Regions from separate parts of the Homo sapiens genome. Here region 1 is linked to region 2. A link is a contact called in ENCODE Hi-C data. All regions are on one chromosome and are shown on one strand. Each heading gives the region's core, a stretch centred on a gene start or an enhancer-like site at or near the end of the contact. The rest is flanking DNA. Distances are from core to core; before and after follow the strand shown.

Region 1 (3,859 bases), core at 1,031-3,530, 540 kb after region 2:
GCCTCAGTCCCGAAAGTAGCTGGGATTACAGGCACACACCACCATGCCCGGCTAATTTTTGTGTTTTTAGTAGAGATGGCATTTCGCCATGTTGACCAGGCCGGTCTCGAAATCCTGACCTCAAGTGATCCACCTGTCTGAGCCTCCCAAAGTGTTGGGATTGCAGGCGTGAGTCCCCGCGCCCGGCTGTTTTTCTTTTCTTTTTTTGTTTTTAGAGATGAGATCTTGCTTTGTTGCCCTGGCTGGTCTGGATCTCCAGGGCTTGAGCAATCCTCCCATCTCATCCTCCCCAGTAGCTGGGACTACAGGCATGTGCCACCACACTTAGCTAATTTTTAAAATTTTTTTGTAGAGATGAGGTTTCACTATGTTGCACCTGCTGGTCTCCAACTCCTTGGCTCAGGTGATCCACGGCCCCCCTCCCAACCTCCCCATCCCTGCCTTGGCCTCCCAAATTGCTGGGATTACAGGGGTTAGCAACCTGTGCCTGGCAGAGATAACCTTTCTTGAACAAAGGAAACTTGTTTTGGTATCAAGCAACAGTAATGTTTACATGAGTTACCTATAAGTCCCCACGAAACTAAGATACTTTACACAGGCTGCACCTCCTCTGTAATTCTCACAAAAGCCGGGTTAGTTATTAGGTGTCTTTTATTGAGAAACTGAGGCCAAAGAGAGGTATGGTAATTTGCCCCAGGTCGCGCTTCTGGCAAGTGCGGGGTCCAGGATTTACACCTAAGTTGTCTCTTTCGTTAACTCTGCTGCTTCTCAAATGCAGTATATATATATATATTTACCTACATAAAGTGACGCAATAAAATCAGTACACATAAGCTTAAGCCTGTTTCAAGAAAAAAGCTTCCTTGGACAATACAAATGAATGATAAGATAATCTCATTTAAACCTGTTATTAAAATAATAGCCCATATTGAATTATTCAGAACCCCAAATCTCGCTTTTTAAAAATCAAGGGTCGGCTGAGCACGGTGGCTCACGCCTGTAATCCCAGCACTTTGGGAGGCAGAGGCGGGCGGATCACGAGGTCAAGGGATCGAGACCATCCGGGCCAACATGATGAAACCCCGTCTCTACTAAAAATACCAAAAAAATTAGCCGGGCGTGGTGGTGGGCGCCTGTGGTCCCAGCTACTCGGGAGGCTGAGGCAGGAGAATGGCGTGAACCCGGGAGGCGGAGCCTGCAGTGAGTGGAGATTGCACCACTGCACTCCAGCCTGGGCGACAGAGCGAGACTCCATCTCAAAAACAAAAACAAAAACAAAAAACAAAAATTAGCTGGGCGTGGTGGCAAGTGCCTGTACTCCCAGCTACTCGGGAGGCTGATGCAGAGAATCGCTTGAACTCGGGAGGCGGAGGTTGCAGTGAGCCGAGATCGCGCCACTGCACTCCAGCCTGGGCGACACAGCGAGACTCCGTCTCAAAAAAAAAAAAAAAAAAAAAAGGAAAAGAAAAGAAAAATCATAGGTATCTGTGTGGAATAAATTAACTACAAATCCCCAAGACGACTCTTGTCATCAATATTTCAATCCATAATTTAGCAAACACACACAGACATCCCTTATAGGGATACAGTTCCAGGCCTTTCTTTGGGCATCCGTTTCGAGACCTGGAGAGACTCTGATGTCTGTGTGTGACTAAGGAGAAGAATAGCTGAATCATATCCAAAAGCGAGTCCTCCCAATTAAGAATCTATAATACAAATCAAGACAATGACAGCATTCCATCTGCCTTTTAACCTCAACAGCTCCTCCTCCCAAGCCAGCCAGCCTACTCCCCTCCCTCATTCCCCCCCAAACTGGGAAATCATCTCGGAGGCCGGAGGCAGAAAGGGGCGGTAGGTGGCCGGGCCCCGCTGCCTCTCGCGCCTCCCGGGGCCCGCCACACACGGTGCCAACGGGACGCCGCGGTCGGCCGCATGAGCGCAAAAGCAGGGCAGCGAGGTGAGCAGAGCCAGAGTTCAGAAGGGGCCGCAAGTCAGACGAGGGGCTGGGAAAAAAGAGCCTCTCCCAAGGTTAACAGAAGCGTGCGGAGCGTGAGAAGCAGCACCTCGCACGCAGACTCGCCCGCCGGCCGGGTGGCACCGCTCAGCCGCCCGCCCGCTAGAAGGCAGCGCGGCCCCGGCCCGGCCCAGCCCGGCGCATGCGCCGCAGCCCCTCCTCCGCTCCCGGCGCCCGCCCCTCCCTCTTCCTGGCGGGTCTGGGGCGGCGGCGGCGGCGGCGGCGGCGGCGCGGTGACGTCAGGGCGTTGGGGCAGCTCCTGTGACAGACGGAGCTGGAGCGGCGGGGCGGCGGCGGAGTCCGGCGGCCGGGAGAGCGAGTGAGCGAGCGGAGGAGCAGCGACACGGGAGTCTAGGGAGCGAGAAGGAGAAGGAGGGGAGCGCTCGGGCGCGAGCGAGAGAAACCGCGAGCGCCGAGCTTGGACTCGAGCCCCGGAACGGCTGAGGAGCCCGCCCGCTCCCCTCCCCTCCCCCTCCCCGGGCCCGGGCCCAGCGCGCCATCCTCCCCCCTCCTTCCCTCCCTCCCTCCTTCCTCCCTCCCCTCTCCCTCCCCCTCCCCCGCCGGTGGATGGGAGTGAAGGACGGAAGAGGCCCTGCGGAGGCGGCGGTGCAGCGCTCCGGTAAGGCGGCGCGGGTCTGCGCCCTCCCCTCTGTCTCCTCCACCGCGCCCGGGCGGCTGCAGGCCGGACCCGGCGGCCTGACGATGTGGCTGCGCCGGTCCCCTCCCTCCCATTCTCCCCTCCCCCTGCCTCCGCCGCCGCCTCCTCCTTCTTCTTCTCTCCTCGCTCTCAAAATGGCGGCCGCGACGGCCGTTGAGTGAGAGACCCGGAGGAGGGGGACTGTCCGGGGAGGGCGCTGCCCTCGCTCCTCTCCTCCCGGGCCCGGCTTTGGGGGCTGCCGGCGCCTCTGCGACCCCCGCCCCGCGGCCCTCCCCAAGAAGGGATCGCCCTCCTCCCTCGGTGACTTAGCAAGAAAAGTATTCTTGGGTTGGAAGGGCGTGGGGACCAGGTAGCTCTCTGATCTTGGGGAAAAGGATCGGCCCTGCTCTCCCCGGCCGCGGAGACGAGCACCGCAGTCCCCACCCCACCCTCAGTTATCGGCTCGGGGACCGGCTCAGCCCCGCGCCGCCGGGGCACTCATAGGGCCTTCCAGGCATTCCGTCCCCGACTGGTCCTTAAGATGGGGTTGACCAGCGGAGGGTGGCCCACCGTCTCCCTGGCCCCCGGTGCGGCGGTCCAGCCTCAGCACCCGCCGAGGAGAGGCAGCCCGGCCCACCGAGCAATCCGCAGCATCCACCCACCGAATCTGGCAGGATTTTCTTTCTGCCACCGGCTCCTCGGTCGGGAGTTGCCTTTTGATGCTGTTAACATTCAGCTTCGAGGCTCCCTGCCATTCCCCTTCGTCTAATCTCATCTCCCTGCCCCTTTGGGAAACGCAGTGCCTCTGCATATTTACCCTCTTTAGCCTCCCACATGAGAAAATGCCTTTGAGGTGGTCGACACATTTTGACTCTGCACCTCTAAACGTAGCAGTAGAGGGGAAGAGGTTTTCCGTATTTAGTAGGAGAGAGCAAGGTACCATAGCTTTATATGTTATGCTACCTTTCTTCAGTGACTTAGCAAGAAACTCCTTGGGAAGAGGGCAGGAAATTTTCTTTTGGGGTTTGGGCCCAATTTATATCAGTCTTTTGGTTAAGAAAATACGCCTTTGAAGAGGAGGACCAGATTTGTGGTCTCGTTCTCAATGGGCGATGTCATGCCAAGGTCCCCCCTCCCTCTTTCCTTAAGTGGCAGTCCGGACAAATAGAGATATTACTGATATTCCCATCTCTCCTTTAAGCACACAG
Region 2 (3,866 bases), core at 1,144-3,643:
TTGAGGAGGGGGTTAGGGGCCTGGGCTGGGGCAGGGCTGTGAGACCCTCCCTTACAGAAGCAATGAGGGCTTGAGGAGGGGGTTAGGGGCCTGGGCTGGGGCAGGGCTGTGAGACCCTCCCTTACAGAAGCAATGAGGGCTTGAGGATGGGGTTAGGGGCCTGGGCTGGGGCAGGGCTGTGAGACCCTCCCTTACAGAAGCAATGAGGGCTTGAGGATGGGGTTAGGGGCCTGGGCTGGGGCAGGGCTGTGAGACCCTCCCTTACAGAAGCAATGAGGGCTTGAGGATGGGGTTAGGGGCCTGGGCTGGGGCAGGGCTGTGAGACCCTCCCTTACAGAAGCAATGAGGGCTTGAGGATGGGGTTAGGGGCAGTAAGTTAACTTGGGGAGCGGATGTGGGGGAACGCTGAAGAATAAAGACTGTGGGCACAGCAGACCCCTGGGGCAGGTTAGCAATGCACAGACTCCACTGCACAAGATACATGGGGCGGAGGGGCTCTTTGGAAGTCGGGGGTGGGGGATCTGACTCTATCAAAAAGAGAAAAGATAAAAGAGATGGGGTCAGAGAGGCCCTGCATAGTCTGGATTTGGCCTACTAGAGCTCCAGTTTTCTTGCCGCTAGCCTTTGTTCCAGGGATTCTGTTATTCACAAATGCCTTCCTGCTCGGTAGAAGAACTCCTATTCATCCGTCAAAGCCCAGCTCTAGGAGCACTTATGAGGAGCCTCTCCACCTCCCCTCAACACTCCGTAACTTCCACCTCAGGCCGCAGCACGTCCCTCGGGCGAGATGTCGGGGTCCGCCTTCCCTAGAGACCGGCAGCTCCGGAGGCCTCCGTTTTCCTCTTTGGGACCTCACTGCTTCTAAAGTGAGGATGCTATGGGGAGACATGGGAGAGGGAGTGGGTAAGATGGATCCAGAACATGGGGCGGACTCAGGCAGCGGCGGGAATCAGGCGGACTCGTTTGGACCGAAGCCTCCGCCAGGCACCGAAGCCGTGAAGTCGCCTGCGCAGCAAAGGGAGCCTCCGGGGGGCGCCCGAGACCTTGGTGTCGCTCGGGGGCCGCTGGTAGCCGCGCCCGCTGCCCCTCGCCCGGTGACTCAGCCGGTACCTCTGGCGGGGCCATGGGGGCCAGAGGACAGCGCGGGGGGCGGCGAGCGCGGTTGCTAAGCTCTCCAAGGCCTCGGAGGGACAGGATCTGGGCGCACCTCACCGGTTGCCATGGTAACGCAGCGCCCCAGCCCCTCGCGCTCCGCGGTGGAGGGAGGCGCAGCCAATCGGAAGCGGCGGAGTTCTCGGGGACCCCCCCCCCCCCCGCTCCACGCCGTGTGTGGGCGGGGGTCAGGAGGTGCGGGGCGGAGGCGGAGCGTGGGCCGCGGAGATCCGGCGTTCGCAGGAGGCTTGGTGCGCGGCGGGGCTGCACGGGGCCACTTCCGGAGTAGTACTGCGAGCAGCGGCGCGACAGTGCGGGGTCCCCTTTCTCCCAGAAGAGACGTCACCCACACAAACCTGACCTTCACGTGGGGCGCGGGACCTTGCGGGGTCCCAGCCGCAGGCGCCCCTGTTGTTTCCTTCGGGCGGGTGGGTTGGAGAAGAAGTCCACGCGGGATTCTTCAAAACGGCGTACAGGGGGATTCTAGGGCCCCATGGTTACTTCTTTGGACCCCCCGGAGGCGCTGTCCAGCCACTTCCAGTCGCCCTGATGACTCGTCGTGGGTTCCTTTAGGAGACCCGAAAGTTCAGGGCGGGCTGTGTGGGTAACACCTCTGCCCAGGTTCCCGGAGGGCCCTACGTGGCTGCCCCTGGAGTATCCCAGAGCGCTAGGGCTGCGGGAAGGGGCGGGTGTGCTTCTGGAAACATGAGCGCCTGTTAGTATCAGTGCCTGGATAGGGCTGGGGACAAATCAGTTTATGCCGCGCACACCGAATCCATGCGCCTGAGTGAGGGTGGGTGTGTTGGGGAGTGCGTCCAAGTGGACAGTGCCGTACAGTAATGTCTACGGGGAGTTCCAGGAGAGCTCGGCTACTCCTGCGCAGGATAACCTCTCCCCCACCACCCGAGTCCCGTGCTCGCGGGCAGGACTTTTCCGAACTGGGGCTGTGTGCCTAGAAATACGTACATGGGAGCGCTCAGCTCAAAGCCCCAGGGTTTCTGGGACTCGCGTGTCCGGGGTCGGGGTCCCAGGTGGGTACAGGTGGGAGGGCGAACCTGCGGGTAGGGTGGGCCCCTCCCCGCGGGCTCAGCATCTGTGCGCCTCCAGCTCAGGTGCGCGGGAGGAAGGCAGCGGCCTGCCGCGCAGAGCCCTGCGCGCCCGCGAGGTGGCGCCATAGCCGCAGCAGCGCCCGCCGGCCCGGGCCGCTCCAGATAAGAGTGTGCGGAAAGCGCGGCGGGGCTGAGACGCGACCAGGACGCGGGGAGGACGGACCAGCAGGACAGACCGACCGGGGGCCCGGCGGGCGGAGGGCAGCGCAGCCACGTCCCCCCTGGATCCGCCGTCAGCCGGGCCCGGGGCTTTCGACATGCCCCCCAGGTGGGTCCTCGAGCCGGGGACCGGGAGGGACGGGGGACCCGGGACAGCCCGGTCCTCGTGCGTCGGCCGCCTCGGGTGCATCTTCTGGCGCGGGTGCCCCATCGCGGCTGGCGGCTGGCGTTCAGGGCTCCGGGTGTCGTCCCTTTCGGACTCAGGACCACCGGGCCGCGGCTCCGCGCCGGGTTCACGGCGGGGTCAGCGGCCCGGGGCCGGCTCTGCCCGCACATGGGCTGGAGAGGCGAGGGGAAGGGAAGGGAAGGGGAGCTGGCGGGCGGGGCTGGCAGGGGCGCTGCCCTGGCACAGCTCGGGGCCTGGCAGCGGCGGGTGGGGCATCGGCTAAGAGCTGCCACCGCCGCGGGGAGGGGAGCCCGGCCCGCCGGGACCGCAGGTAACGGGCCGCGGGGCCCCGCGGGCCAGGAGGGGAACGGGGTCGGGCGGGCGAGCAGCGGGCAGGGGAGCTCAGGGCTCGGCTCCGGGCTCTGCCGCCGGATTTGGGGGCCGCGAGGAAGAGCTGCGAGCCGAGGGCCTGGGGCCGGCGCACTCCTCCCGCCCTGTCTGCAGTTGGAAAACTTTTCCCCAAGTTTGGGGCGGCGGAGTTCCGGGGGAGAAGGGGCCGGGGGAGCCGCGGAGGGAGGCGCCGGGCCCGCGCGTGTAGGGCCCAGGCCGAGGCCGGGACGCGGGTGGGGCGCAGGCCCGGGTCAGGGCCGCAGCCGGCTGTGCGCCGTGCCCGCCCGGGGCGCTGCCCCCTCCCTCCCCTGGGAGCTGCGTGGCTCCCCCCTCCCCCCCACCTGCTTCCTGCCTCAGCCTCCTGCCCCGATATAACGCCCTCCCCGCGCCGGGCCCGGCCTTCGCGCTCTGCCCGCCACGGCAGCCGCTGCCTCCGCTCCCCGCGCGGCCGCCGCCCGGGCCCCGACCGAGGGTTGACAGCCCCCGGCCAGGGCGGCGCCAGGGCGGGCACCGCGCTCCCCTCCTCCGTATCACTTCCCCCAACTGGGGCAACTTCTCCCGAGGCGGGAGGCGCTGGTTCCTCGGCTCCCTTTCTCCCTACTTGGGTAAAGTTCTCCGCCCTGAATGACTTTTCCTGAAGCGGACATTTTACTTAAATCGGGTAACTGTCTCCAAAAGGGTCACTGCGCCTGAACAGTTTTCTTCTCGGAAGCCCCAGCACCCAGCCAGGTGCCCTGGGGCGTGCAGGCCGCCCTGGCCTCCCCTCCACCGGCGGCCGCTCACCTCCTGCTCCTTCTCCTGGTCCGGGCGGGCCGGCCTGGGCTCCCACTCCAGAGGGCAGCCGGTCCTTCGCCGGTGCCCAGGCCGCAGGGCTGATGCCCCCGCTCAGC

The links. A loop is a pair of places that touch in the nucleus more often than their neighbours do. Pooled maps may share reads with other maps.
Region 1: a loop to region 2 is called in a pooled map, with 9 times the contacts of the local background. The contact joins the promoter of PAFAH1B1 here to the promoter of HIC1 in region 2. A Hi-C loop is called at or near these places in 2 of 37 single-sample maps with no recorded cell type and 12 of 50 pooled maps.

What each region holds. Positions count from the first base shown.
Region 1 is chr17:2,591,374-2,595,232 of GRCh38, forward strand. PAFAH1B1 (platelet activating factor acetylhydrolase 1b regulatory subunit 1) reads left to right here and starts at 2,281. Exons shown (of 11, transcript NM_000430.4): 1 at 2,281-2,633. RefSeq lists an enhancer at 1,487-2,215 and silencers at 2,050-2,269, 2,320-2,549, 2,960-3,019, 3,080-3,129.
Region 2 is chr17:2,052,710-2,056,575 of GRCh38, forward strand. HIC1 (HIC ZBTB transcriptional repressor 1) reads left to right here and starts at 2,394. Exons shown (of 2, transcript NM_006497.4): 1 at 2,394-2,529. RefSeq lists silencers at 958-1,427, 2,178-2,677, 2,818-2,867, 2,908-3,317, 3,368-3,487 and 1 more.